2 separate regions of the Homo sapiens genome follow, and region 1 is linked to region 2. A link is a loop called in an ENCODE intact Hi-C map of the cell type or tissue named here. Cell type or tissue: CD4-positive, alpha-beta T cell. All regions are shown on one strand. Each heading gives the region's core, and the rest is flanking DNA. Links, peaks and the distances in the headings are about the cores only. Region 1 holds the start of LINC02437 (long intergenic non-protein coding RNA 2437). Region 2 holds the start of LOC105377584 (a long non-coding RNA gene).

The links. A loop is a pair of places that touch in the nucleus more often than their neighbours do. Peaks named below come from ENCODE experiments on the same cell type or tissue, not always from the same donor. Only the 100,000 strongest peaks of a DNase experiment are listed, where the experiment ranks them.
Region 1: it touches region 2 in a loop (2.3-fold over the local background); 7 of 110 quality-filtered maps call a loop at or near these places.

The regions. Positions count from the first base shown.
Region 1 is chr4:184,975,646-184,991,559 of GRCh38, reverse strand. It overlaps LINC02437 (long intergenic non-protein coding RNA 2437), which reads right to left and starts at 2,213. Exons shown (of 2, transcript XR_001741949.1): 1 at 2,094-2,213. RefSeq lists an enhancer at 7,271-7,565. In CD4-positive, alpha-beta T cell, for the core only: no CTCF peak of the experiment used is centred there; a DNase peak (open chromatin) is centred at 7,419; H3K4me3 peaks cover 895 bases.
Region 2 is chr4:184,256,040-184,271,953 of GRCh38, reverse strand. It overlaps LOC105377582 (a long non-coding RNA gene), which reads left to right. Exons shown (of 6, transcript XR_939552.3): 5 at 6,870-6,956; 6 at 9,149-9,325. It overlaps LOC105377584 (a long non-coding RNA gene), which reads right to left and starts at 6,308. Exons shown (of 2, transcript XR_007058414.1): 1 at 6,164-6,308. RefSeq lists enhancers at 2,857-4,056, 3,662-4,151, 6,052-6,131, 7,310-7,379. In CD4-positive, alpha-beta T cell, for the core only: CTCF peaks have their summits at 7,402 and 7,601 (motif pointing left); DNase peaks (open chromatin) are centred at 3,403, 3,803, 6,173 and 7,593; H3K4me3 peaks cover 1,424 bases; H3K27ac peaks cover 1,737 bases.

The DNA of each region.
Region 1 (15,914 bases), core at 3,473-11,472, 720 kb before region 2:
TTGAGGCACTCATCCTACAGTCTTTTGTAGTAATACCTTCAGTCATCGCCACCTTGAAAGGTTTTATCTGTTCACATTGAATCTTTCTCCAAACTGTCGCCAAGCCTGTCTATCCCTAAGCTTTCTGTTAGAGTTCAAAATGTGAGCACTTCTTAAAATCTAAGCGTTTATAAAAACACTTAATAGTCTGGGTGTGGTGGCTTACACCTGTAACCCCAGCACTTTGGGAGGCTGAGGTGGGCAAGATCACTTGAGGTCAGGAGTTGGATACCAGCCTGGCCAACATGGTGAAACCTGTCTCTACGGAAAAATACAAAAATTAGCCAGGCACACAGGTGATGTGTGCCTGTGGTACCAGCTACTCAGGAGGCTGAGGTGGGAGAGTCACTTGAACCTGGGAGGCAGAGGTTGCTGTGAGCCAAGATTGTGCCAGAGTGAGACCCTGTCTCAAAAAGAAAAACAAAACCCAAAAACACTTAATAAATATAGTAGTTGATGACTTTAACAATGCCGTGTGCTGCTTTCAATGGTTTCAACAGCCTGAGTCTATTTTATAGTTTTAGTTATAATTTAGTAATTTAGTTCTAATTTAGAGGTGATGGCTTTGCACCAGCCTCTGTGTAGCCTGCCCATTGAACGTCAGTTTCCTGTGTTTCACATTTCAGATTCTGTGAGTCCTCTTTTGCATAAAACATAAGCAAAATATTCATCTGATAGAATAGTTTAACAAATCTGTGGATTGGGGGAAATAAAAAGGCAATTGATTAAGTTGCAAGTATGTCATTGGAAGAAAGAAATGCAACTTGTCATTTATGACATCATTATCACTTCCATATAGCCTGCCCTGACACTGCATAATCTAACCCCTAACACTTCACTGTCAAATCTGAGGCGCAGGTAGTGATTTTGAGAGGTGACAGCGTGCTGGCAGTCCTCACAGCCCTCGCTCGCTCTCGGCGCCTCCTCTGCCTGGGCTCCCACTTTGGTGGCACTTGAGGAGCCCTTCAGCCCACCACTGCACCGTGGGAGCCCCCTTCTGGGCTGGCCAAGGCGGGAGCCCGCTCCCTCAGCTTGCAGGGAGGTGTGGAGGGAGAGGCGCGAGCGGGAACCGGGGCTGCGTGCGGCGCTTGCGGGCCAGCTGGAGTTCCGGGTGGGCGTGGGCTTGGCGGGCCCCGCACTCGGAGCAGCCGGCCGGCCCTGCTGGCCCCGGGCAATAAGGGACTTAGCACCCGGGCCAAGGGCTGCGGAGGGTGTACTGGGTCCCCCAGCAGTGCCGGCCCACCGGCGCTGCGCTTGATTTCTCGCCGGGCCTTAGCTGCCTTCCCGGGGGGGCAGGGCTCAGGACCCGCAGCCCGCCATGCCTGAGCCTTCCACCCCCTCCACGGGCTCTTGTGCGGCCCGAGCCTCTCTGATGAGCGCCGCCCCCTGCTCCACGGTGCCCAGTCCCATCAACCACCCAAGGGCTGAGGAATGCGAGCGCACAGCACGGGACTGGCAGGCAGCTCCACCTGCAGCCCTGGTGCAGGATCCACTAGGTGAAGCCAGCTGGGCTCCTGAGTCTGGTGGGGCCTTGGAGAGCCTTTATGTCTAGCTCAGGGATTGTAAATACACCAATCAGCACTCTGTATCTAGCTCAAGGTTTGTAAACACACCAATCAGCACCCTGTGTTTAGCTCAAGGTTTGTGAGTGCACCAATCGACACTCTGTATCTAACTAATCTGATGGGGACTTGGAGAACCTTTGTGTCTAGCTCAGGGATTGTAAACGCACCAATCAGCGCCCTGACAAAACAGACCACTCGGCTTTACCAATCAGCAGGACGTGGGTGGGGCCAGATAAGAGAATAAAAGCAGGCTGCCCGAGCCAGCATTGGTAACCCGCTGGGGTCCCCTTCCACACTGTGGAAGCTTTGTTCTTTCCCTCTTTGCAATAAATTTTGTTACTGCTCACTCTTTGGCTCCACACTGCTTTTATGAGCTGTAACACTCACTGCGAAGGTCTGCAGCTTCACTCCTGAAGCCAGTGAGACCACGAGCCCACCGGGAGGAACGAACAACTCCAGGCGCTCTGCCTTGAGAGCTGTAACACTCACCGTGAAGGTCTGCAGCTGCATTCCTGAGCGAGTGAGACCACGAACTCAGCAGAAGGAAGAAACTCCAAACATACCTGAACATCAGAAGGAACAAACTCCAGACGCGCCACCTTAGGAGCTGTAACACTCACCGCGAGGGTCCGCGGCTTCATTCTTGAAGTCAGTGAGACCAAGAACCCACCAATTCTGGACACAATTACATGTGAAAGTGTTAAAGCACCTCTCAAGTCAGAATGAATTCCTTACAGGCCAAGGCAGCTGAAGATGATGTCTCTGGCTTCGTTGCTCTTTTGTTGGTTGAAGACAGGGTATGGGTGACATTTGATTCAGATTGGGTCAGAATTCGGCGCTGTGATGTCGTGCGCAGCTCCGGTCTCCTGTGACTTCCCAACGCAGGGGCTGGAGAGGAGGGCATAGCCTCCAAGCAGCCCTCAGCAAACCAAAGACCCAAGGCAGCCAGACAGGCAAACAATGCTAATTAAAGTGGTTTCCAAGCGTTCCAGAGTATGTGGGAGAAACTATACCCTTGGAAATGTTGAAATGTTTTCTAAGCAAGCACATCCAGTTCCCGGGCAGCTCCAACTTGCTTGGCTCTCATTTGCCCGACGGCTCAGCTGCAATGCTGCCTAGGAAAACAATCATTGAAAGTCACACAGGTAAGGCGTGGTGTCACAAATCAGTCACTCCCTGCTGCTTGCCACAGGGACAAACTGATGACGTTGCAGGAGACACAGATGTCTTTACCTCTGAGTGGGAGACTGATGTGGCCCCACTCTCTCCATAGGAAGCTGTGACCGAGGACAATGCTCGGAGCAAACCTCTGGGTGGTTCCCAGAATGTGGGGTGACCCAGCTGCATACATGAGCCTGTCACACCACCCCGGGCTCCCTGTCACCAGCACTCATCTGGGCGGCACAACCTTCTCAGAGTGGACTGGGAATGTTCTCATCATACTGCATGTATTCATTTTCTATTGCTTCTGTAGCAAATTACACAAACTTGGTAGCTTCAAATGACACAAATTTATTCAGAAGTCCAAAATCGGTTTCATGGAGCTAAAGTAGAAGTGTTGGCAGGACTGGCCTCCTCTGAAGCCTCCAGGGCAGAATCGCTTTGCCCTTTCAGCTTCTAGCAGTCACCCTGATTCCTGCACTTGTGGCCCCTTCTTCTGCCTTCAAACTGTCCCTCCAGTCTCTGCTACCATCATCACAGTCCCTACTCCTGTTCTGTGATCAGATCTCCCCCACCTCCCCACAAGGACTTTTGTGATGACACTGGGCCCACCTGGATAATCAGGAGCATCTCTGCATCTCAAAACCCTCAACTTCATCACATCTGCGAAGTCTCTTTTGCCATATAAGGTGACATGTACAGGTTCTGGGGATGAGGACATGCGTATCTTTAGGGGCTGTACTCAGCCTTCCACACTGGGCCAGGGTGTGCACTCACCATTGATGAAAGCTCAGTTTATCACCCACCATTCCCGGAAACAGGTAAAGCCAGGGGAGGGCTGGGGGAGATCCTCCTTCACCAGAGCTTGCAGGGACCATACAACCATCTTGAGTGGGAATAGGTCTTTCAGTGCTGTTGCTGCTACTCCTGCAAAACACAAACACATGCACACACGCACGCACACTCACATGCACACTCACACAGGCATGCACACACTCACGGGCACACACGTGCACACTCCACACACTCAAATGCACACACGCATACTCACACTATCACACATGCACACTCACGCTCACACACATGCACACACTCACGGGCACACTCACACACGTGCACACTCCACACATGCACACACTCACGCACACTCACACTATCACACACGCACACTCACGCTCACACACTCACATGCACACTCATGCACACTCACATCCACAATCACACACATGCACACTCACACTCACATGCACACTCACACATCCACACTCACACGCACACTCACACTCACACACACTCACATGCACACTTTCTTATCACTAGTAAGCCATCTCGCTGGTTACATTTCATGCCAGTTTATTTTCTCCAGTGAAAACCCCAGACTCTGTCACTAGAGCTGGTCTGATTTGAAGGCCTTCACCAACCTCAGTGCCATGTAGAAGGGAGAGCACTGGGAATCACACCAGGCAGTGGATTGCGGCCCTGGTTCTGCCATTCATTGTTTAACCTTGGCTAAGCCACTTCATTTCTCCAGGTTCAGCTTTTATGCCCCAATCTGAGTTTGTCTAGAGCTGGATTTCCATAGAATGTGGTGTATAGCATAACAGCTGCTCCTTGTAAAGAAAGGGTATCTTGACCGAATACACTGGGAAACTGTTTCAGCGTGCATATACCTCCATCCCTCTTGGAGAGTCATAATGTACATAAACTTGGCAAAGTCTCTGAGAAGTCCTGCATAAATGCAGTTGGGTAACTCTTTAACCTAGTATTTTGTAAACCATTTAAAAATCACAGAACACCCTCGCTTGTTTTTTTCTTTTTAAATACTGAAGAGCGGACTTTGAGAAATGCTCATCATGGTAGTCTCTAAGGAAATCAGGATTCCTGCTCCATTACCTTGAGGGTGACTTTTGAAATTGAGATGTTTTGCCAACAAGCTGCCCCCTGAGAAAGGTGGAAAATGTCTCATGTTGCCTTACCTGGCCTCTTGGAGGCCTTGTTCATCTTCATCATTAATCTTAAGGGGTGCCAGGCCTGCAAGCTAGAATCCATGAGCCAGCCCTGATAGTGAGATGCCCACCTTATAGAGGCCCTTCTTCCTGCCATCCTCCCTTTAAAACTCATTTTCATTCCCCAAGGATTTCTTCATTGTCTTCTAGGAGCTTAGGCCTGGGGATGGGGACAACAGAGAGACCTTGAGAAACTTAACATTTCTGTTGAGCAAATGACCATCTCCGCACAAGCCAGAGAAAGGAAAAGGAACAGCCAGGCACTGAGCCTTGGCCAGGAGAGGGCTGTGCTTCCTTCATTTTAATTGAGCCTTGTGAACATCTTCTGAGGTAGATGTTACTCTTCCCTTGAGAAGGCAGAAGCCCAAGGCCGAGAGAAGTTAAGTCACTTGTCCAAGGCCACATGCTTAAGTTGTGGCAGAATCAGGATTCAGCGTTGCTCAGATGAGGTGTAAGAAGGCGTGGCACATACAGGTAGACAGGGCCAGACCTGGGGGAAGAAGGAAGGTGCACACCAGGCTGGAGGAATCCGGGACTGTGGGGAGAGCCGTGGCTGGGAGGCAACATAACATCCAAGTTCAAGTCCTGGGTCTGTGCCGTTAGCCTTTTTGGTTTTCTCAAGTGAGGACACTGGAAACGATGCTCTTTTAGCTGTGAAGTTAATGAATCCACTTCTAGTTAGGGGGTGAGACTTGAGCAAGTCTGGGAAAGAGATTAGAAGGCAGAGGCAAGCAGGAACAAAAACCAGAAAGTGAAGAAAAGCTTGTGTGCACTCAGAAAAATATCCAGCGCTATCTGGCAGACACCATGCTGGGACCTGTGCGCATCACAGGGAACAAAACAGAGCCAAGCCCTGATCTTCATGAAGGTTACACACTTGAAGGGAGACACACAAAACTGAAAATATTAGAAGGTGATGAGTGTCAAGGAAAAAAAAATGCAAAGGAAAAGGAACCAGGAGTGGGGTTGTATCCTAGATAGGATGGTCAGGGAAGGCCTCCAGTGAAGATGATATTTGAGCAGAAACTTGAAGATGACCGAGAAGTGGATGGGGTAGATTCTGGAGTATCCTGAGCAGAGGAGCAGCCTGCGTGTAGGTGCTGAGGTGCGGAGACGCTGTGGTTGCCATCTTCAGGGAGGGACAAGGAGGCTACCAGCAAGTGGAAGGTGAGGGAGGAGGAGAGTGAAGAGATGAGGCTAGTAATGTTGACCTCTTTCATTATGCAAAAACTTGGGGAGAAAAGTTCAGTGGTATAGGCATTCTATTTGTTGGATACAAATATTAGAAATTTTAAAATAAAAAGTTTTGTGACTTAGTCCAAAATTCTAGAGGACACGGGCCTCGGTCCTTGGTTAGACTCTGTGTCCAAGAAACAAATAGCATCCCAAGAATTGCCTCTCCCTCTCCCTGGGGACCTAGGTACCATGTCTCTCTTCTGCTCTCTCAAGGATATCCAAGGCTCTGCGCATGACTGAAGCATGCACAGACAATGGTTGGTAACATTTGTCACATTTTTACGTTGCTTTACATGACTTTTGTCAACATTGATGTGGAAACCAGACTGTCTAGCATCACATGAGTTGGTTGTAAAAGCCATGGGTTTCTTGTTATTTAGAATGGCTTTTCCTAGCACTGGACTCCTCTGACTTTACCACTAATGGTGTGCTCTTGATCCAATCACTTAAATCACTCTGAGTGTTGCTTTATTTGTCTATTAGGTGGGTGGGTGTAGACTAGATGATTAGTAAAGTTCCTTTATTAAACAGATCTGAAAACCCCCTGTTCTACCCTTTCTAGCAAACAACATTCCTTTCACCCAGTGTCTCTCTTCTCAGAGGTCAAACTGGTAATTATCCATCCCTTTTGCCTGTGTGTACGACATGCATAATTCATAGGTAGCCTTGCAAAATGGAAACGGGTGTCCATTCCCTGGTCCCCACATGACTAGTGCTCATGCACCAGAAAGGTTACCAAGGACAAATTCTGTTTTTCTTCCACCTCCAGCCCCTCTCATTTCTACCAGCCCCCAAGACGTCTATATAATAATCAATTGCAAGACTATTTATCACCCATTTATACAATGTTAGATCCTGTAGTTCCATAGCCTCATGTGACAGCTAAGGACACTGAGGCTCAGAGAGATGGCTGACTTTCCCAAAGCCACAGAGACATGCCATGGGGCCGGAATGAAACTGCAGTTTCTGAACACGAGCTGAGATTCCTTCCCCAACTTCTTGTTGCCTCTATTTTGCCAAGTACTAACCGTGCCCTGCAAATTATAAGATGTCTAAAAATACGTTTTAAGGATGATGATGGAGAATTCTGAAAAGAAGCTTTTTTGTTTTGTTTTTAAATACGCCCTCATAGATCCAATGCAGTTGAAACGGCGATCAAAGCCAATTTCCCTAGAAACACCAGATCGAAAACACGTGGTGAGGCTCTGATCTGTAGTGCTTCATCCTAAACAATACATTTTACAAACCCTGAAAAATAAAGAAAAAGGAAAGACTCAAAAGAACATTCTGGGCCTGTCACGGTTGCTTTTCATCCCTTTTATCACTAGGTGTCCCCTTGGTTTGCAAAGCCCATCTGGAGGGCTGCGTCCCTGCACATCCTTCCCGGAGTGCAGGTGCGGGGAAGAGTCAGCCACAGTGGGAAGCTTCCTGCCCGGTGGGCCGTGGAGGGGCGGGGCTTCCTGAAGGGGCGGGGCTTGTGTGCTGGCAGAGCCACTCGTCTGACACAGAGGAAGAGCCATCCTTGAGCTAAGAGGATTGGCTGTAATTAACATGGAGAGATTAAATGGGAAAGGAACACTGTCAAAAACCAATTTCCACCACAGGAAATGAGCGTGGCCTAGAATAGATGCAGAGCGTGATTGAACTGCAGGACGGTCTCGGGAGGGTGGGTGAGCGGGCACACATCTCCCGGGAGCCGCCCCAGACCTGTGCTTGGGACCACTGCTGAGTCAGATCCATGGAGACGGTTCTTTGAGGATGATGCGGAGAAACAGGATGCTAGGCGTCTTTCGGGGTAGGCTCCTAACTGTAACGATCCAAAGCCATTTTTATTACTTAATGTCTAGTTTCTAGGGTCCCATGGGAGCCACAGCTCTGGGCACCCCCACTACTAGCCCACACTTAATCATCAGCCTGTTGTCTGGATTCCTGCCCTTTAGGAACTCAGGGTCTAGTGGGAGGCACTCACACTCGTGGAGAAATGAAAAATTGTGCAAGGGCTTTAAGAGATGTGGCTGCTGGGGGAAAGAGATGTGGCTGTGCTGGGGAAACTTTCCTGGAGGGCCTCAAAGGATGAGTGAGCTTGCCAGAAAGGGAGGCACGCTAGCATCAGGCACAGAGTGTGAAGGGTGCAGCAGGCACACCTTGGAGAGTGGCTGGAGGGCTTGCAGCTGGGAGGCTGGTGGGAGAAGAACTGCACAGTTGGCCTGCAGGTCAGACACTGAGGGCTGCAGGGTTTGAATGGATCCTTTGATGGCCTTAAACAGATTGGTCTCAGGAAGGCAACCCTGCGGCAGAGTGGAGGGCAGGAGAGGTGGAGGCTGGAGGCTGGAGGCAAGGAAGTCTGTTGGTGGAGGGCTGCAATAAGCCCAGGGAGTAGGTGGAAGCCTCAGAGACAGTCAGGCAGGATGCCCAAATCTTATTTCTGACCCAGTGTCTATGGGTTTGGGGACCAGCTGGCTGGGGATGGAGGAAGACAGGGAGGAGGGATGACTCTCAGCTTGCCAGTTTGGGAGATTGCACGGGTGCTTCTGAGGGAGCTGAGAGTTCTGTGTTGAGGCTTGTGGGCTGGAGGCACATGTGGAAAATTTAGTAGGGATGTCCAGGTTGCTGGAAATGGAGGAGTGGAGCTCAGTCCAACTTGGCGAGAGATTTGGGGATTTTTGGAGGCTGGGGAGTAGCTGAAGCTCTCGAGACAGGTGAAGGCAGGCAGATCACTCGGAGCTTTTAAAGGCTGTGTGAGCTATTTGAAGTCAGAGTTGCCACCAGATCCTCACATCTCTTTGCAAGTGTAATAAGTGACAGTGGCAAGGGTTGAGGTGCAGCTTTTTTTACCCACCATAAAGATCCTGCTTCCAATGCTGATTGAACCATCCACGCTCCCACAGAGGCAAGTCCTGGCAGCAAAGAATGTGGAAACCCATACAGGCAGGAGGCAGACAGCCCGAGAGGGCCAGAGGCGGATGCCAGGTGCATCCAGATGTTACCTGGAGCACTGGCATCAAACCTGCAAAGGGGTCTAAGGTCAGGATTCCCGTTCCGGGGAAGGGTGTAGGGAGCAGGGCAGGAGCTCTGGAGCAGGGGCAGGGAACTGAGGCAGATACTCCAGCATGAGGAGCAAAACAGGACTCTGTTTCCTGGTACTGGGGTATAAGGCAGAAGGCCCAGTGTTCACAGCAAGGTTAGAGAGAGTCAGAGTGGGCCCTATAGCTGGCTCACTGGATGCTGGCTGCCAAGCTACTTATTGGTCCTTCCATTTCTCCTGCAAGTCTAGAGTTGTAGACTTGCACTGTCCAGTATGGTAGCCACTAGCTTCATCTGGCTATTTATTTATTTATTCATTTTTTAGAGGCAGGGTCTCGCTCTGTTGCCCAGGCTGGAGTGCAGTGGTGTGGCCATAGCTCACTGCTCTCTCAACATCCCATGCTCAAGTGATCCTCCTGCCTCAGCCTCCTAAGTAGCTCGGGCTACAGGCATGCACTACCACACCCAGCTAATTTTTAAATTATTTTTTAGAAATGGGAATCTTGTTATGTTGCCCAGGTTGGTCTCACATTCTTAGCCTCAAGCAATCCTCTTGCCTTAGCCTTTTAAAGTGCTGGGATTACAGGCTATGAACCACTGTGCCCTGTCTTATGTGGCTATTTAAATTTATTTATTTATTTATTTATTTATTTATTTATTTAGCGACAGAGTCTTACTCTGTCACCCAGGCTGGAGTGCAGTGGTGCAATCTCAGCTCACTGCAAGCCTCCCAGGTTCAAGCGATTCTCCTGTCTTAACCTCCTGAGTACCTGGGATTGCAGGTGTATGCCACCACGCCTGGCTAATTTTTTGTATTTTTACTAGAGATGGGGTTTCACCATGTTGGCCAGGCTGGTCTCGAACTCCTGACCTCAAGTGATCTCCCCACCTCAGCTTCCCAAAGTGCTGGGATTACAGGCATAAGCCACTGCGCTTGGCCTTAAATTTAATTTTTAATTAACAAAACTTGAAAAAAATAAATTCAGGTTCTCATTTGTACTAACTACATTTCCAGTACTCAGTAGTGACTTGTGGCTAGTGTATGTGACAGCACAGATGCAGAACAGTTCCCGCCATGGCAGGAAGTTCAATTGTACCACGCTGGGCAGTGCTGAGCTCTGGCCTTTGGGGTGGAGTGATGGGAGTCAATGAGGCAGCTTATTCCTGACACTTCAGAGGTCAGGAAGCAGAGAGGTCCTATAGTCGCCTATGTTTTGTGGTGGGATGTAAGAGGCAGCAACAGGACTGCCCTCCCTCACTTCTGCAAAACACTCGTGGTTGCTCCCTTCCATGTGCCAGGATTCCTGAAAGCCCCGTGGACACTCCTTTAAAGCACTGCCTCCAAAGAAGGCCTTGTAAAAATACACGTGTGATTTTAAAATGTTCATGCACTTGGATCCGATGATTCTACTTCTGGAAATATATCCAAAGGATATACTCATAGATATTCAAATAGAGATCCATAAAAGGAATATTCTACATTACATTATTATTTTTCTCGGGTCAGATTTAGGTGGGGTATACTTTACATACAATAAAATTGATCCTTATAAGGTAGACAGCTGGATAAGTTTTGCCAAACGTATACAGTCATGTAACCACCCCCATAATAAAAAAGCTTCCCATCATTCCAAAAAGTTCACCCATGCTACCCTTTGTGGTCAATCCCCTGCCGCAATCCCTAGCCCCTGGCAGCGCTGATCTGCTTTGCAGCTTGTAGTTTTGCCTTTTGTGAACGTCACACAAATGGAATTACAGGTGTGGCCATCTGCACCTGGCTTCTGTCATTTAGCAAATGTTTTTCGATGCATCCATGGTATTGCATTCATGGGTTGTTTGCTCCTTTTATTGGTGAGTAGTATTCCATTGTGTTGTCCTATAGTTTGTTGACCCATTTTCCTATCGGTGGGCATTTGGGTTGTTTCTGGTGTCTGGCAATCAGGAATAAAGCAGCTAAAACATTCATGTGCAGGTCTGTGTGGACCACAGGGCGCAGACATGCAAATGAATGTTGGTCTTCACATGAATGATTCCAGAAGTTGAATCATTTATTTACAGAGCGAGCTTCCAAGAAAAACCAGAATGTCTAACATCTAACATCTGATACCCTAAAGAATGGAGCAACCAAATGTAACCACTGACATTGCATTTTGAAAGGCTACTTGTGGCGTGGAAATATTTCACTTGTTTAGTGTTAAAAAGCAGAACACAGAACAATACGCTTTCAGGAGGAAACAATGGTCATCTCTGGCTCGTGGAGGACTTTTACTTTGTTCTTTCTTGACCATTTCTCTGTTGGGGTCTCTGAGCTGTCAGGAACCAGAAAACCATCCAGGTCTCTTACATGATGAGGTTGACCGTAAGAGGCTGCGGGACAACAAGGAAGGCAGGAAGGAATCTTGTCTGCAGAGGAGGCTGGAAGGGGCCATGTGGATGATGGCAACAGCAGCCCCTCAGAGATCTGCAGGAGCAGCAGGCTGCAGGCCCGGGGGGGCTTCCAGACACCCTGCCTGCTCTGTGCTCTCTCTTCCGTCTGTCCATCAGTCCACAAACTCTGAAGGAGTGACTTCCATCTGCCAGGCACGGCTTATCTCCCGGCATGTGGACGTGAACAAGGCACACTTGGCCGCTTCCCTCATGAAGCTGGGAGTCTAGTGTTGTCTCTCTCTCTCTCTCTCTCTTTCTCTCTCCTTCTGCTCCCACCAGCTAAACCCTCCCCTTCCCTTTTTTCTCTTCTGTGGCTTCTGCTTCGTTCCTTCCCTCTGCGGGTCGTAGGCAAATGCTCTCCTGCACCCCTCAGTCCTGCGAGACGGTCCTGCGTGTCTCGTCGCTCAGCTCCCGACAAGAGGGCCTGAGTGCAGTGCAGTCAGGGCAGAGCCTTACAGGAGCCCACGCTGCAGCCACGCCAGCCGGGGTTGCTGCCTTTGAGACAGGCACTCTGCCCTGGGGCTGACAGGATGCTGGCACCCAAGCTACTTCTGGATCCTTCTATCTAACTGTGTATTAATCAACAAGAGTGTATACATTTTCTGAATTATTTTGGGGACCAATCTGTTGAGTTCCAGGGCCTGCTCCATTCACAGCCATGCGGACGGGCTTCTCACCCACAGTTTGCCATGAAACAAGAAATAGACATAGAAGAAATCTGACCCAAGAAAAGTAATAATGTCACACAGAAAGTCCCTTTTACAGGTCTCTATTTGAATATCTATGAGTATATCCTTTGGATACATTTCCAGAAGTAGAATCATGGGATCCAAGTGCATGAACATTTTAAAATCACACGTGTATTTTTAGAAGGCCTTCTTTGGAGGCAGTGCTTTAAAAGAGTGTCCATGAGGCTTTTGGGAATCCTGGCACGCAGAAGGTAGCAGCCACGAGTGTTTTGCAGAAGTGAGTGAGGGCAGTACTGTTGCTGCCTCTTGCATCCCACCACAAAGCATGAGTGACTGTGGGACCGCCCTGGTCAATCCAGCGGGCAAGGGCAGGGGCAGAGTCAACAGACACACAGCTCAGTAGACTGTGGGTAAGAAACCCCCTTGGGACAGCTGTGAATGGGGCAGGCCCCAGAACACAACAGACGGGTCCCCAATATAATACAGAAAATGTATAAACTCTCATTGATCAATGGGTACAAATATGCAGTCAGATAGAAGAAATGAGACCTAGTGTTCGATAGATCAGTAGAGTGACCATATTTGACAATAATCTACTGCACAACTCAAAATAGCTAGAAGAGAATGATTGAAATGTTCCCAGCATAAAGGAAAGATAAATATTTAAGGTGAGGGATAACCCAATTCCCCGACTTGACCTTTACACAATATAGCAATGTGTCAAAATATCACATATGCCCTGAAGATTTGTACAGCTCTTATGTAACACTAAAAAAGATTAAAATAATATTACAACATTTTTTAAACTGGAAGCTTTTTATAATGAGCACCTGCTACTTTTCAAATTGGAGATGGGGGCAGTAGAAAATAATATTGCACAAGAAAAAAACCTATTTCCTGAGAAGGATAAGAACATTCTAGTGAGTCCTGGCTAAAGATATAAGCAGACGTGACTCCATCCATGTTGGCTGTCTCCCAGGAGCAGAGGGCGAGGCTAAGAGAAGGGTTCAGGGAACTCGGTCTGTGGAAGGTTAGAGACAGAAAGAGGACGGAACACTGGGACCTCGGGGAGGGCGGAGCTGGGGGAGGGCTGAGAGCATGAACTCACTTCTTATGTTCTTTCTTGTTGTTTTTTGCACTATAAATATATTTTGTTATCCATGAATAAAGCACTTGACATTTACTAAATATTTATAATTCTTCTCATTTTTACTTTTCGAGGCAATTTTAATTGAAAAAAATGTTTCCAGCTTTACTGAGGTATGATTAACAAATACAAATCATATATATTTGGTGTATACAATGTGATCTTTTGATACATATATATATATACACTTTGTGAATATATACACGATCAAACTAATTAACATATCCATCACCTCCCATAGTTACCTTGTGTGTGTGTGTGTGTGTGTGTGTGCTGAGAACACTTCAGCTGGTGACTGTAGCTAATAATCACGGATTGTGTACTTGAAATTTGCCAAGACAGCAGATCAAAAGCGTTCCTCTGTTGCCCAGGACAGCCCTGAAGGAGGTTTGAAAGCATGGCCATGCTGTTCCTAACAGAGCCCACATCCATTAGATTTGCTATTTTGAAACTTTTTTTTCTGTAGAGATTTACACTTCACACCTTCCCTAAACACAAATAATTCTTTCAGTTGAAAACTTGAACGATTTACCTATCTCTACTGTTTTCATTCTTATCATTGTATAAACATAATTTTCCCCAGTTGTAATCAACGAATATGTGTCTTTGTTCTTTTTATTCATACATACTTTTCCACATATTGACAGAGTCCATATATGTATTATTTTATTTTATTTATTTTAATTTGTTTTGGAGACGGAGTCTTAATGTCCCCCAGCCTGGAGTGCAGTGGTGCGATCTCAGCTCACTGCAACCTCCACCTCCCAGGCTTAGGTGATCCTCCTGCCTCAGCCTCCCTCCCAAGTAACTGGGACCACAGGTATGTGCCACCATGCTTGGCTAATTTTTTGTATTTTTGGTGAGATAGGGTTTCTTCGTGTTGGCCAGGCTGGTCTCAAACTCCTGAGCTCAAGTGATCTTCCTGCCTCGGCGTCTCCCAAAATACTGGGATTACAAGAGTAAGCCACCATACCTGGCCTACATATTATTTTAATGGCTTTGAATATATTTTTTCAAATGAATATATTCTTTCAAATGAATATATTCTTTCAAATGAATGGCTGGGCATTTGAATTGCTTACAGATGTTTTTGCTATTATGAAAAGCATAACTTCAAACTATGCATCTAACAAAGGTGCATATATATATATATATATATATATATATATATATATATATATATATAAGCATCTATAAGGAACTTAAATTTACAAAAGAAAAAACAACCCCATTAAAAAGTGGGCAAAGGATATGAACAGACACTTCTCAAAAGAAGACATACATGCAGCCCACAAGCATATGAAAGAAAGGTCAACATCACTGGCCATTAGAGAAATGCAAATCAGAACCACGGTTAGATACCATCTCACACCAATCAGGATGGCTATGATTAAAAAGTCAAAAAATAACAGATGCCGACGATGTTGGGGAGAAAAGGGAACACTTACACACTGTTGGTGGGAGTGTAAATTAGTTCAATCATTGTGGAAAGCAGTATGGCGATTCCTCGAAGAGCTGAAAGCAGAACTACCATTCCACTCAGCAATCCCATTACTGGGTATACACCCAGAGGAATAGAAATCACTCTACTTGCATAAAACACATGCATGCAAATGTTCACTGCAGCACTATTCACAATAGCAAAGACATGGAATCAACCTAAATGCTCACCAATGACAGACTGGATAAAGAAAATGTGGTACATACCCACTGTGGAATATTATGCAGCCATAAAAAAGAATGAGATCATGTCTTTTGCGGGAGCATGGAAGGAGCTGGAGGCCATTATCCTTAGCAAACTAACGCAGGAACAGAATATGAAATACCACATGTTCTCACTTATGAGTGAGAGCTAAATGATGAGAACTTATGAACACACAGAAGGAAACAATAGACACTGAGGTCTACTTGAAGGGGGAGGGTAGGAAGAGGGAGAGGAGAAGAAAAGACCACTACTGGGTACTGGGCTTAATACCTGGGTGATGAAATAATCTGTACAATAAACCCCCGTGACATGTGTTTCCCTGTGTAACAAACCTTCACATGCACCCCCAAACCTAAAATAAAAATTAAAGAAAAAAGAAAAGCATAACTTGAAATAATTTAAAAATTGGGCTTGTTTTCATTTTGATCAGTAATAACTATACTCTTTTAAAAACCACTTTAATATGTTTTGTTTCCTATTACAAAATTAAAATATGTTTATTGTAGACGTTTTAGAAAATATAAGCTACTTGGCATGTTTACTTACAGTCTACTTGGGGCACAATTGCAGACTCATTTTTTATTTTTTGGTTAACAGTTTGAGACTTGGCTCATCGCAGTTGGGGTCTCCTTTCCCCTCAATTGCATGATAATCCCAGGGCTCCGGAAGGGTGGGTTCTTATTCCAAACACAAGACACAGAGGATGCTGGGGAGCCTAAGCAGCCCTCCGGGGCCTGGCTGACCTGCTATCCTGCCCTCTTATTAGCTGTAGTGTCGTTGTAGAAAATTGGTATGGATTGGCCAGGCGCAGTGGCTCACACCTGTAATCCCCGCACTTTGGGAGGCCGAGGCGGGTGGATTACGAGGTCAGGAGTTTGAGACCAGCCTGGTTAACACGGTGAAACCCCATCTCTA
Region 2 (15,914 bases), core at 3,382-11,381:
ACACCCACCTCATTTCTCCCAGCATGGAAAGTCATTCCAGGAATTCTGTGGGCAGTGGAGAGGCCCTTCCCCTTCCAGCATGGGAAAGCCAGGCTGGTTGGGAAGCAGCTCAACTCAAGCTGCTGCTGATACAGGTGCCCTCTCCTAGCCCCTCCCTTGTCCCCACCTGCATTTCACCTCAATTTCTATCTGCATATGTGTCAAGTTCTCCCAAATCCAGCAGCCACCATGCCTGGCCTCACCAAGGGCTTGCCTCATCTGAGCTATTTCAGTATAAATATTGAAAAAGAAAAGTATCCTTTTCCACTGATTTCAGCCAAGGCAGTTGAGATTTTTCAGAAGATTGCTCAGTAGAGCAAGAAGGAAATGGGAAGAAAAATTCAAAAGCTTAGACGTGGATGAGCTTACAAAGCATAGGTCTCTCTTACAAGCATCTAAATTCTCCTTCCAGGCTGACTTGGGCTCAGGGCATGGGCCCCAGGTAGTGGGAAACCAGACTAAGCTCTTTGCCTTTTAAAGCAAATTTAGTTGGCACGATTGGACTTCACGTTCTTTCAGAACCTGCTTGGAAAGTTAGAAGAGTGGGATTGGGGTCGTTTCCAGGCCATCCTGCTGCTTTGTGGCTATGCTGTAGTTTTGATCCCCCTGCCCTGGTTCTGTCCACTGGATGAAGACAATGCACTCTACCTGACCTTCTTGTCCTCCTCAGAGCAGTGTCTTATGGTATGCACCCCGCTCCCACACAGAATGAGAGATAGATGGATGGATGGATGGATGGATGGATGGATGGATGGAGAGATGGATGGATGGATGGATGGATGGATGGATGGATAAACAGATGGATTGATGGATAAATAGATAGATCAATACATAGATAGATAGATAGATAGATAGATAGATAGATAGATAGATAATAAACAGATGGATGGATAAATAGATGGGTAGTGGGACAGATGGAAAGATAGATGGATAGATGCGCAGATAGACGGATAAATGGATGGATGGATAGATGGATGGATAGAGGGATATATGGACAGATAGATGAATAAACAGATGGATGGATAGATGATAAATATATGGATGGATAGACAGACAGATAGGTGGATAGAGGGATAGATGGATAGATAGATGGATAAGTGGATAGATAGATAGATAGATAGATAGATAGATAGATAGATAGATGAATACATGGATAAACAGATGAATGGATAAATGGAGAGATGGATGGATGGATAGATAGACAGGTGGATAGAGGGATATCTAGATGGATCGATGGAAAAATTGATGGATGGATAGATAGGTTGATGGATGCAATGGATGGATTAGACAGATAGGAGAAATAGTAGCTGTTTGAATATTCATAATAATAACAACTCGGCAGAGACCCTGGAGTGCATGTAGGAATTGCTGGAGTGGTAAGAGGCCATGGATTTAGCACACAAGGGAAGCAGCAGCCTTCAGCAGGTGTGTGTTCAGGGAAGGAGGTGTGGTTAAGGCCGATCAGCCAGTGTTTGTGGAAGTTTTATTCTGATAGCTTCTGATTTATGATGAAATGATAACCCCTGTCAGGGGCTGGGCTTTGTGCTCGTGGAGACGCTGGTGGTTTGTAGAGAGAGAAGAGGTGAAATCAGAGTGGGAGGGTGACTGGATTAGGGAAGGGGTACAAAAAGTGCCCATCTGAGATTTATGATGATGAATTAAGGGGTGGCCTGCCAACAGGGCTTGGGGATTTCCTCCAGTCCCATTCAGCTGCAGGGTATGTGGAGAGTTGGCTTTAGTGAGGGTTGTGGTTTTGTCTAGAGTGTGACAAAGCCAGGGGGCAAGGGAGTTGATGGTGTACGGGTGGGGGGCGAGGTTACAGTGAATTCCCATGGGGTTAAGAGCTGTGGGAGAGGACAGAGGACAGAGGGCATCAGGTAGGTGGAGGACAGTGTAGAGATGGCAGGAGCTGTGTATTGAAGGACCTCACAGGGTCAAAGGACTATCTGAGTCTGGGTCCTAGAGGGAGTGAATGAAAAAGATAAAAAGTGGAGGCCCCAGAGTGGGCAGATATAATTGAGGTTGTCGGGGGTGGCAGTTATTGATAATGGTTTGATCACAGCTCAGGATATGAGCGTGAGAGTGGCCAAGGCAGGGAAGGGGGCATGGTCACTAGAGAAATAAATTCACAAACTGAGGGGACTGGTTCGGAAGAATCAACTAAATCAGTGGTTGGCAAACTGTGGCGCACTGGCCAAACCCAGCCTGCCACCTGTTTTGAAAATAACAGAGAATACAGACATGCCCACTCATTTGTGTATTTCCTATGATTGCTTCCATGCTACAGTGGCAGTGTCAATGCCAAAAATATTTATTATCTGACCCTTTATAGACAAAGTTCCCCAACTCCTGACCTAAGCGGATATTGCACTTACCATTGTTAGTGGGTTTAGGTGAACAAACAACATTCTACAACAAAAAATTTTAACTAACGTAATTCCTTATAATAAATACTCCTGGTGTAATGGCTATAGGCCAGCTGCCTTTGAAATTATGAAAACAAACTTTTCAACATACAGGAAAGCTCTTTGCCCTGCTTTGTATGCAGATATTTTGTTCAGCTTTGTGAGAACAAGAAACAGAGTAAGTATCAACTTAGCTTGAGTTATATGCTAACAGTTTTGTAAATAGTCACTAAACATTCCCCTATTTTACTATGAGACATAGGAGCTGCCTGTTCTATCTTCTGCGGCTACCTGTGTATCACCTAAAGCTGAATAAAGGGATAACCCGCTTTTAATTCTCGGATCAATATTGGTATGCGATCCGGTCCAACTGCGTCAGTACTGGACCTAATTAAATACTTTTGGAGTAATGTGTAAATGTTTTATCCTTCTTTCAGAGAACCTCAGCTCCACTTGCAAAACAGTCAGGAACGTGCAGCTATTTAGAGAGACCTTCTCAGACCTTTTTTATTTAAGTAGGTCCCCCTGCTGTTCTCAAACCATCACCCCACTCATTTACTCCATAGCAATTATGCAGCTATGCGAAACAAACCAAGTATCTTCACTTACTATCAAAATTTTTCATTCATATTTCCAATTTTGTAGGTATTCCAGATTTTTGATACAATTCTTATTAGTAGTATGTTTTTACACTGTATACCTTTTTTTGGTATTATTTACATTTCATTTGCTTAAAGTCTCTTCAGAAAACTTTTTTGACTTACTTCTATAACTAAATCTAAGATATTCTTACTGACTCCTTTTATGTCATAACTTTGTTCTGGAGTCACCCTTGTTAGATAGAGTTGGGTAAGGACATGTAGATGGTACATTTTCTTAGTTCTTGTAGATGTGACAATATCTTTTTGTTGCTTGCTCACATGAATAACAAGATCGGCTTGCTGTAGAATTCATGAGTCATACTTAAGCTTCAAAATACAGACACAGTTCCACTGTCTCCTGGTAATTGCCACACTGACTTTGCATTTTTCTCTACAAGTACGTTAAAATTGTTTTTTGATTATTCATTTAGGAAATTCAAGCGTTTCTGGAGGAAATAGTCATACTTTGGATTCTAATTTTCCTTGGCAAAGGGTGGACACTTTTAGACGCAGGTGCTCATTTCTGGGAACTGCATGTAAATTTCTGACTGTTGTTTTTCTTCAGTTACTCTGGTTTCTTTTTCAGAAATGCCAATCTGGTTCACAAGGCAGCTCTGCGTTCTCTGCCGCCTTCTTTCTCACCACTGTCATCTCTGTTCCTGTTTCCCGGTGTGCTGGGGACTCTCTGGTTTGCCCTCGGCATCGTAGTTCTGTTTTCTGCGCCTGCAGTTCTGCCTTCGCTGCCTGTAATGAGGTTTCGGTTTCGCTATGGCGTTGTGAGCCTCTCTGACCATCTTTCGTGGTCCTCTGCCATGCTGCTCAAGCCAGAAACCCAAATCACGCCCGATGCCTTGCTGCTCCTTATGCCTTCCTCTCGTCCATCCACGGCTGAGGTTGCTTCAACCTCTAGAATATTTCTCTCAAGGTCATTTTGTCTCCATCTTTACTGTCATCACTTCAGTTCACGGGGCCACCATCTCACCCTTCTTTTTGCCGCCCCCCCCCATTGCTCCTCCTAGTCTGTTCTCTATGCTGTAGCTGGAGTTATTGATGTTTATGCAGACATTTAAACATGTGTATGTACAGTTGACCCTCAAACAACATGGGTTTGAACTACGCAGGTCCACCTACACATGGATATTCTTCTGCCTCTACCACCCCGGAGACCCCAAGACCCAGCCCTCCTTCTCCTCCTCCTCCTCCTTAAATTTTCTCCATAACATTTCTTTTTCTTTGGCTTACTTTATTGTAAGAATACAGCATATAATGCATATAACACACAAACTATGAAGTAATCAACTGTTTATGTTATCAGTAAGGCTTTCAATCAACAGAGTACCTGAGGCTTTTGGTCAACAAGTTACATTTAGGGAAGTCAAAAATTATGGGTGAATTTTCAACTGCCGGGTGGGGGTTGGCACCTGTTCAAGGGTCAACTGTGTGCATGTGTATGTGTGTACAGATGTATACATGTGCATACACACACACATATACATACTGAATACACACACACTCACACTCTCAGTGGCTTTCTTTTGTACTAAGAATTCAAAGCACTTTTCCCAGCTGTGAAGCTTCTGCATGAGCTGACACTGCCTATGTCCCCAAATTCAGCTGTGCCATTTACCAGGCACATGGGTCTTTTTTCAGTTCTTCAGGCATGTGGAGCTCTTTCTCACCTTAAAGCAATTTGCTTCCTCTGCCAGGAATATACATGACTTGCTTTCCATATCTGGCTCAGATGAAATACTACAGAAGCCTTTCCTGCCTATTTTATCTGAGTAGGTACTACCTGCCCCCAATCAGCCCCTGGTTTGATTCATTACTAGCAATTATCATTATGAATTATTTATTAGTGCATTGTCTGTGAACCTCACCAAAGTGTAAGCTGCCTCAAAGGTGGCATCTTGTCCATTCTACCCATGTCTGGATTCTCCAGCCCAGCCCAGTGCGTGCCTCATAATGGGTTCTCTTTTTTTTTTTTTTTTGAGACAGAGTCTCGCTCTGTTGCCCAGGCTGGAGTGCAGTGGTGTGATCTCGGCTCACTGCAAGCTCCAACTCCTGGGTTCAAGTGATTCTTGTGTTCAGCCTCCCAAGTAGCTGGGACTACAGGCATGTGCCACCGCGCCCAGCTAATTTTTATATTTTTAGTAGAGACGGCATTTCACCATGTTGGCCAGGCTGGTCTCGAACTCCTGACCTCAAGTGATCCACCTGCCTTGGCCCCCCAAAGTGCTGGGATTACAGGTGTGAGCCACTGGGCCAGGCCTTCATAATGGGTTCTTAATAAACATTTGTTAAAAGCATTGGTTCATCACATATTAGTAATTTTCATCTTTACTTATTCCTTATGATTTTTTGTTTGTTTAATATAGGTTATACCTTTTGATATCCTATAGAGGAGTCCAGCGTGTTGGATCTCTTGGGTCCTCCTGTAGATTATTTTTAGAGTCTTCTAAAGTCTTCTAAATCATTGAGATGAAGTCTCTTTCCTATTTTCTGTAGCTTTACAAAAAACTACCTCCCAGACCCCGCCCCGCCCCATAGAGTTTTTCCTCCCTTATTTACTCATCCTTAAAGGAAGTGACATCTGTAGAGAGCCAGTGCTTGTTAAGAGCGAGGGTGAGCTCATCATCGAGGTCCGGTCCTCCTGTGTGGAGTCCTATCCTGGTGCTCTCGGGGTAGGACAGGTGGGCAGTGCCTGCTCCCAGCCTGTTCCTGATTCCTCACAGTTGCCTACGGAAGCTCTATTTCCCCAAACTTCTAACTTTTCCTGCCTTATCTGATTGTTCTCTGGTATTGTATTCTGAGTCCAAGGAGGGCACGAGAAACTAGTTTCTAACATGCTGCTAAGCGTGTTTCTTTCCTACTCTTCTCTTACTAAGACTGCTTTACTCGTGCGCATTGTTTTTCCTAAAATGCGATGAGCCAGCAGCAGTTTCTTCTACTTTCCGCACAGGTGATTTTTCTTTGCTTGCTTTTTAAGCTCCTTTCTCTGAATGAATATAGATTAAAAGAGGGATGGGACGAGGGGTGGACAGCACTAAGGGTAACTGCATAGCAGCAAGAATGACTCACGTCTGTGTTGCTGGTAGTTTCTGAGTTCAGGTCCTGGGTGCTGGGAGGAGACAGCTGCCTGCAGAGTGGTGAGAAATTCTTCCAATCTTTTTTAGATGCTTCCCTTTTCTGAAGTAAAGCCTGAATATGCCATTAAGAGAAGCTGTGGTAGGTTTTCCTCCCACCTAGTTCCATCTGCCGTGTGGTTAATGAAACATCTTTCCATATTTTCCATGTGGTTATTCATCAAGCCTAGTTTTGGGGATGGTGTGAGTTTTGTTTTGTTTTGTTTTGTTTTCTGGAGGGTGAGAAAAGTTGCATTTTAGGGTTGCTGATAAGATCTAATTAAAACCCATTTTTAAAATATTAGACACTGAGAGAATTTTCCTCAGAATAGCATAATAATGGCCATTAAATATGTGCTTCCCCCACCCTTAATCAGCTCTATACTAGGAATTAGCACTAAAAATATTAGAAGAGAGATGTTATATTTACATATTTGGTTGAGACTAAAGAACTTCTTCCTCTTAGCTGCAATAGACTCTTATTTTACTCTGGCTTTCTCTCCCAATTAAGCTAGGAACAATAACTATTGTCTATTTCCCTTCAATTTCAATCCACCGTTTCTTTTTTATTTTCAGCTATACGTGAACAGATATGGGCTAGGGAAACATAAAAATTAAATAACTTGAGTGGGTCAATAAAAAGGTTATTCTGTTTCTTTCAGGGTTTTTGAGGATTATAATGAATAAAACAGAACCAGAGAAGTTACGAAGCATGTGTTTATCACTCAGCAATAGAGAATTTTAAACAAGTACTTTAAATCATTATTATATATAAAATACATTTATTATATTACTGTACATATAAATATAATAATATATTTAATAGGTGTTTTAAATATAATTTGAGCTTTCAAGCATGTGTTTATCACTCAACAGAAAGAATTTTAAATATATAATGTAAACAATGCTATATAAATACAATAAATATGTATTTTATATACCTAAAAATATTTAAATATGTACTATATATAATTTTATATTAAAACATTAAAAATGTTTTATATTCTATTTATATGGTGTATATTAAATATGTACTGTATATGTTTAAAATATATTTAAAATTCTGTTGCTGATAATACACATTTTTTAACTTGTGTTTTTGTTTTAAGTATACATACATATATACATGATGTATTATCATATGTATATATATGTCACACATGTATGTATTTCTCCATTGTACCGTATTTACTTTTAAAACAATAATCTAGGGACAAAAATTGAAAGCTTTAGCTCCTAGTGACTACAAGCTGTAGACTGTAGGTTGGCACAAAATCTGAATGGGAGCCAGTGGATTTGGTGAGCAAATCCTTGCCACAAGCCCTTTGATGTTCTAAAGCTGAAGCCATTTCAGCTGAAAGCCGGTTGGGGCGCGGGGATTAGGACTGTAGTTTCTAGATTTTGGAAACAGCGCGCCCCCTTGTGGCCATTCACATGCTGACTTCTAAAATTGAGTTCTGAGAGCTCTTCCGGCTTGAGGAGCATCTCTCCCAGTTTGTTTTCTTTCTGCTTTTATACTGTGGCCCTGTCTTTGAGGAAGATTTCAGTCCCCGCTCGCCCCCTCGGTCAAGAAGCCTTGTTTATTGTTATTAGATATCGATGATGTTGACGGACCCTACGTGGAGGGTCTGTGATCAGACAGAAGGGTGATGGGTCAGGACTCACTTCTGCTGCGTTTGACGTCATGCCAGGGTTGGAGGCCAGTAGTGGGGAAGTCACCGGGCTAAGACTCCCAGGACACCAGGTTTGGGTCCCGGCTGTATCATTAACTGGTAGAGTTATTTCCGGTCCAGGGGTCAAAGCCGTAATTTATGTAGCCAAAGGCCTCAAAGATGATTGCTCTCCAGGACGCCTTCCCATTCTCAGAGTCTAGCTCTAGAGTATTTGGGAAGCGGGGTATGTTAGACCCTGGCTTCTGCCATTTTTCCTGGGAGCTTATTCCACAGCCTGGCCTTCTGCGAGTTCAATCATGTGGTTGCCTGGGAGCCTAGTGAGAAGAAAATCCAAGCCCAAGTCCACTTGGAGAACTCCAGCATCATTTTAGTGGGAAGGTGCCATGTCCTCTACATAGGGGCTGGCGGGATGGCAGCTTGTACTGGCGGAAGGGTTCTTGGAAGAGATCCCCAAGGGACACACATTCCTTAAAATGTGACAGGCACAACAAGGGACTCCATTTTAAATCGATCAGATTAAAGATTGTTTTACATTGTGCTCAATGCATGCAGGGTTTGGTTAGATGGGCAAGTTGATGGGAGGTAAACAGGTTGATTTTTGTGTGGGCAGTTTGAAAATATCAAGAGCTTTGAAAATGATGGTTACTTTTTTCTTGAAATTTCCATCACAGAGGCAGAATGTGAGCAAAGATGACTATACAGAGACATTTATTCTGGCTTCCAGTCTGTGGTTAGAAAAACTGGAAGCAACCTAAATGCTTAGCTTTAGGGAAGAGGCTTAAGATGGTGGTAACCAAGGGTTGCTTTTTTTGTTGTTGTTTTGCCATGGATGGAGCCTTTCTTCAGGTGCACTGTTATGTGAAACTCTAATGATGTACAAGGGGATTGATTCAAGTTGGTTGGTAGTGGGGGGTGGTTTCTGTTGCAGCATCTCACCCAGACTGCATGACCCAGCCAGTCCTCAGGCTCCCCAGTGGCAGCTCATGAGGCACTTCCATGGCAAACATACCCCATGACTCAGACAACTGTGGGATGTCAGTATCAGCCTTTCCTTCTGACTGGTGGAAATTTGCACAGCTCTCTCCCTAATTCTTCTGACTTTTCTGTACTTGCCAAATTTTTCATTATGAATATATTACTTATTGCAATAAAATATCTAAGATGTTAAAAATGATGTCAGTTTATTATTTTAGAATTAGAAGTATAATTGTCACAGAAACCACAAAACTTGGGTCAGCCTGGCCAACATATTCTTTCCTTTTTGGCAGATCTTCAGGCTCGTGTGGAAAAACCGATAAAATAGAAAAAGCAATCGGAAGAATATAAAAATCACTGATAATCCCGCCACCTAGAGAAAACTACTGTTAGTATTTTGAGTGTATTTCCCTCCAGCTTTTTTCTATATATGTGTATGTATTTATAATATATAAATAATATACTATATATTAATCAAATACTATATATAATAAATACATTATATATCTTACATAGAACACATTTTATTTATTGTATTATAAACACAGTTTTGTGTCCTGTTTATTTTTGTAAACGTTATATTGTATAGTCCCTAGATATTACCATTTGAAAACATGACATTTAATGGTTTCCTAATATTTAAATCTATTGACAAACATAATTTTATAACCAATATTTCTTCTATAACGGATAGCACAGGATGAACATACCTGTACGTAAATCTTGTCTATATTCGTACTTTTGCCAGTCGCAGTTTCCAAGAACCTATTCATGATGTTAGGTGAGGACTTACTGTACTTGAAAAAAAACCTCCCCAAAAGTAGGTAAGAGACTTTCTTGTAGTCATTTCTCTTGTAGTCATTTGATTGATTAGAAATATATGTAAAATATGGCTTGTTCATCTATTTAGACAATAATTACAAACATACCAAATTAATTTACATTTAAATGTTTTTCATTCGTTTCAAATTGAGCTATGATCTGTGGAATGTCAAGGCGTCTTTTTGCTTTTATTGGCTTGTTATGGACCATCAATATTATGTTGTTAATTAAAGGAAATAACTGGGCTAGGTGTGGTGGCTCACGCCTGTAATCCCAGCACTTTGGGAGGCTGAGGCGGGCAGATCACTTGTGGACAGGAGTTCCAGACCGGCCTGGCCAACATGGTGAAACCCCATCTCTACTAAAAATACAAAAATTAGCCAGGTGTGGTGGCGCACGCCTGTAATCCCAGCTACTTGGGAGGCCAAGGCACGAGAATCAGTTGAACCCAGGAAGCAGAGGCTGCAGTGAGCTGAGATGGTGCTGCTGCACCCAGCACTGGTGACAGAGCAAGACTCCATCTCAAAAAAAAAGTAACTGGTCCTAAGTTTTCTGTGAGCAGCTGTAGTCAAGCAAAGACTGAAAACATTCCATTTTGGAAGGAGAATTAAGATAAAAGCAAGCAAGCAAACGCCCCCTTCCCACCATCCACCCAAATGTATGCAATCTTTTGCTTCACATTTTTGTGTAATGCATGGTGTTTTCAGAATCCTCCTCAGAATCTTGCCTCTCCTATTGCTTTGTGTTATTGAACGCGGACTTGTGCAAGCAGAAGCTCTGCACCTCTTCCTCTGCAGAAGAGGAAAGGAGCTGGGTCCTTTCCTCTTACACACCGGGGCACCTCCTTATTGCCTCACCAACCAGTTTGTTTTACAACTTGCAGGAGAGTATTATTACATCTGAGCACTCAGAAATTAGATGCTGACACTGAGTATTGATTTACATAAAAATCTACATATTTGTGGTTTTTCGAGAGCTACTCACTTGGAACTTTACAAGGTCAGGCATCCCCTGAGCCTAGGACCATGCCTGATACAAAGGGCGTGCTCAACAAAAAGTTGCTGAATTAAAAATCATCTTGGAATGTAAAGGTGACTAGCATTATGGAAATAGTTTATATTGACATGATTATTATTATTTACTTTATTTTTTTTTATTTAGGTGCTCACTCTGTCTCCCAGGCTGTAGTGCAGTGGCGTGATCTCAGCTCATTGCAACCCCCGCCTCCCGGGCTCAAGCAATTATCTCCCTCAGCCTCCCAAGTAGTTGGGTTTGCAGACACGTGCCACCACGCCCGGCTAATTTTTGTATTTTTAGTAGAGACAGGGTGTCACCATGTTGGCCAAGCTGGTCTCGAACTCCTGACCTCAAGTGAACTGCCTGCCTTGGCCTCCCAAAGTGCTGGCATGAGCCCCCGTGTCTGGCCTATGTTGACATTACTCATCCTCCTAAAATAATAATAAAATAACTGGAAAAAATAGCTTGGAGAAAATTAAGCTTTTTGTCTGGAATTTTGGAGAATTTCTTTTTTTTAACCGCCTTAAGTGTTTGTATCTTTTCTTTGTCCTAATCACGAACAGGAAATTTCAAAGCATAACAAAGACCCAATTCTTGCAGCTCTGGTGTGTGGCTTTGGTGGGAATTTCAGCAGCGGTTCTGTTGATTGTCCTGACTGATGCCCCCACTTTTGAACACTGGTAAATTTAAACAGTGTAAATTGCATTTGCTGTTTACAAGGATTCTCTCATGCATATTTTCTCATTCAATTTTTAATTAGCTACAACTTGATTGCTACTTAACGCATAATTGCATGCTTTAAGTATATGTGTCCTTGTTATTTCCATTTTATAGCCAAAACTTGGACATGAAAATTTAGAGATTGAATAGCTTACTCACTCAAATGTTCAAGTTAGCAGTCGAAACCCCTATTCTCTGATCATTTTCCCTGCACCGTGAGGTTTCTAAAAATGTGAAATAAACTTGGTTTTATACGTAGAGCCAGACTCTTCAGATTCTTTCCAAGTACAGGAAGTTGTGAGAACGTCTTCTCCCTGGCTTTAAGAAGGTGAGAGGCTGCAGCCCTTAGAGAGTCCACGTGGCTCCCAGGGGCAGCCCCTCCTATGCTGTCCTTCAGTGGCCCCGTCTGTTGACCCGTGAGGAGCGGTTTACAAGTCTGCAAGCACAGGTTACACAGAGCCCAGGTCACAGACAGGATGCCAGGCTCCCACCCCATAGCCTTTTCTTCCCCCCACTCTCCCCTTGACTGGTGCCTTAAGAATACAGTGTCACAGTCACCAACACTGCAGTTACAGGGAGTAGATTCGAGCTTCTAAAAGTAGGGTGAGCCAATGGTTTATTGGCAGAAATAGGACCCTCTTACAGCAGTGTGGTTGTCCTGGCTGCTCATGGCAATGCACAATGAGCTGATCACTCAATTTTCTGCAGCCAGGTATGAAGCGCATCCATTATTAAATAATGCACACTGAGACGATGCTGTGATTCCTGCAACTCTATGAAGGCAGCATGATTGTAGTGAGTAGCGCTGCAGCTGAAAGAGGTTTCTGTTTAATGAAAATGATTTTCATGAGGATGAGAAATTGTTTAACGTTAGCGCACATATCAGATTTAGCAACAATAAACTTATTGGGAAAAGAATTAGCAGATTGGAATGCATCTCCATTTGACAAATCATGGTTGAATTACAACCACAAGTTGACTAAGAATACAAGGTTTTAGCAAAAATCAACCAAAAATTTTCACAGAATTGTATTCTATGAGAATCGATGGCTATGTGAAATTTACATTAAAGAAAAGCATATATTTTATTATTGATTGTAAATCATGTATTACACAGCCTTGATCTCAAATATGTGTATGTATGTGTGTATATATTGTCATAGTCCCTTTAGACTGCTATTACAAAATACCATAAACTGCATGGGCTAGAAACAACAGAAACGTGTTTCTCACGGTTCGAGAGGCTGGGAAGCAAGCCCAGGATCAGGGCACTAGCAGATTCTCTGTCTCATGAGGGCCTGTTTCCTGGTGCATACATGGTGTCTTTTCTCTGTGTCCTCACATGGCAGAAGGGGCAAGGGAGTCTCTGGGATCTCCTTTATAAGGGCATTAATCTCATTCCTGAAAGCCCACCTTCATTGACCTAATCACCTCCCCAAGGCCTCATCTCCTAACTTTGGGGGTCAGGATTTCAACATGTGAATTTTGGGGGACAGAAACATTCAGTTCATTGCATATACATACACATATATTCACATATATTCACACACACATACTGTATGTATAGATATAGTGTATATATAGTATATACATACTATATGTGTATGCATATATACATAATACAATACATATTGCATATATGTATACATAGACATATATTCACACACATTGTATGTATATATATGGTATATACATACTACATGTATATGCATATATGCATAAGACAATAATATATACTGCATATTGTATATGTATATGCAATATGTATTATTTTATTATGCATATGTGTGTGTATATATGTATTTGAAACCCTATTTTATACATTCACCAGCACACCACTGCTTTTGTGAATGAAAGGGGTGCCATTATCACATATGTCAAAATACCGGGTGAAATCAGGACAGTCCCAGGCAATCCAAGAACCTGTGGTCCTCACCAAACTTTCCAGGTCCAGTCCAGCACACAGTCTCCCTCTGGGCTGCCTTTTTCTTACAGCTCCCTCCCCCACCAGAGACCCTGCACAATCCCTCCAAAAAGGCTCTTTCTCGCTGAGTCCCTTTGCCACAGGGAGTCGCAGGAGCATTAAGTGACCTCCTGAGCAACTGTCTTCATCCTGCTTCATCCCTTTCCCAGGCCCTTCATGGAAGCACCATTTCTGGCATTTATGAGCTCTGAGGCTATAGAAGCATCTCATAAAGTTTGTGGGTCTTAATTTTCTTACTGCAAAACGGGACCAATAGCACCTACCATGCAAGGCTGCTGCAAGGATTAGAAATAGCACGTGTAAAGTGCTTTCTATGTGCTTGGCACAAGATACGTGCTCAATGAATGGCACTGTTTTTGCTATCATTACTGCTCCTGCCGCTACTTTGAGTCTCCCCTGGGGCTCTGATGGTTTCGACTCCTTTCACCCACTCTAAAGCTGAGGGTTTCTCCACCCCTTCCCGTGCCCAGTCCAGACTTGTGGGGTGGTGGTGACAGTGAGGGGTGACCAGTGGTCACTCTGCTCTTTTCCTAGAGGGCCTGATACTTAGGGGTGGGCCTCCAGAAGCAGCTCTGGGTCCTCAAACCTGCCCCTTGCCCTAGCTACATGATCCAGCTGTACGCATAATACCCAAGTCAGGCCAACCAGACCACTTCAGCGCTGCCATGGTGGTCAGTCCAGAGGGCCTCCTTGTCCAAGACAGGCCAATGAGAACCCCTCCCTGCACTTTTCTGAGTTGGAATGAAGGGACGGAGTCAGTGCCCCTGATTGGGAGCTGGAGGTTCAGGAGCTGATGGAGATATGTTGGCTATCTAGAAGAGCCAATGACAGAGTGTCTGAAGCCAATGACAGAGTGAACTAGACTCCAGATGGCAGAAGAGTCCTGCCAGGACAGAGGTCACTGAGGCCTGACTGCATCCTGACCCTCTCTTCAGGCACATTGAGATCTCCACTCCCATCACAAGGCAACATCACAACTCCCCTCCCCACTCCCACTCCTTCCCTCCTTCCCTCCTTCCATAGCCAAAATTTGGACATGGAAATTTAGAGATCGAATAGCTTACTCACTCAGATGTTCAAGTTAGCAGTCAAACCCCTATTCTCTGATCATTTTCCCTCCTTCCTTCCTTCCCTCCCTCCCTCCCCACTGCCTGCCTGCCTGCCTGCCTGCCTTCCTTCCTTCCTTCCTTCCTTCCTTCCTTCCTTCCCTCCCTCCCTCCCCACTGCCTGCCTTCCTTCCTTCCTCCTTTTTCTCAAGTCTCACTATGTTGCCCAGGCTGGGCTCAAACTCCTGGGCTCAAGAGGGCCTCCTGCCCCAGCCTCCTGAGTAGCTGGGTCTACAGGCACCCACCATGCCAGGCTCTCTGTTTTTCTTCATTGAGTCTCCAATGAATGGGAGGCTTTGAGCCTGAAAAGTGTGACACTGTATTTCTTTAAGCCCCAAAGACTCCAAATTACTACCCCTGTGCTTTTGAAGGGTTTCTTAAGGGTGATGTATTTCCAGAATGATTTATAACACCTTTGTGTGCCAGGCAAGACGACTTTGCATGTGTGCTTGTTGTCCAGCCCCTGAGGCTGTAGCAGGGGATTCCACAGGACTTTTTTGGTGGGGTATCACTACCATTTACTCTCAACCTTTGCCTGAGCTAATTCAAGTCAGCTTTCCTTCACTTACGTAACAACAAAAACATTCCTAATGAGTCCTCCTAGAGTCCCCAGTTTCAGGAGAGGGAAATCAGACAGGCTCTGCCCCTGCTCTAGGCAGAATAGGCCCCCATTTCATATCAGGGCTCGCTCTTAGTGGTCTGTGTCAAATGCTCAACAGAAGCACATGTCTTGACCCAAATAAAAGGAATGAGACACCAGGCCCAAGACCAGAGGAACCTGATTCTAGAAGGGTCCTGTGCTCTAGGAGGGTCAGAAAGAACTTCTACTACCATCTTGCTTTAGGAGTCCAAGTAAATAACTGACTGAATACACTTTGCTCTGAAGTAGACATATGGTGTCTGATTCGGGGGAACCTGTGCCTCTGCAGCCCCCAAGTCTGTGGCAGGCATTGCCCATCGATCATGACACGGTCCTTGCAGCTTGGGTGCGCCACCAGAGTGCTTCTCATCACAGGGCTGCCGGCCGGCCCTTCTCTGGTGCTCTTGGTCCTTCTTGGAGAAGGACTCAACGGAGCTTGTCTTCTTGGCTGAGTGGGCCTCCGTGTCGAGAGACCACAGCCTATGAAATGGCTGTTTTGGATGTGGTTTTGTGAGTTCTTGCATACGGATATTCTACAATCCACAAAGCCACTCTAGTGTCTCCAAGTCAAAGGTTAATACCCAGGGAAGGTGAAAATCTCCTTTAAAATTGCTAGTGAAAAGTGGGATAAGCCAGAGGAATATAGAATTAGGTTTATGTAGCAGCCTGGGTTTCCATAGCAACGAGATGCAGTTGCGTCAAACACACGACTAAACTTTTCCACACTGGTTTTTAGCCTGGAAGGAGGCTGGAAGAGGGTATTTACTGAC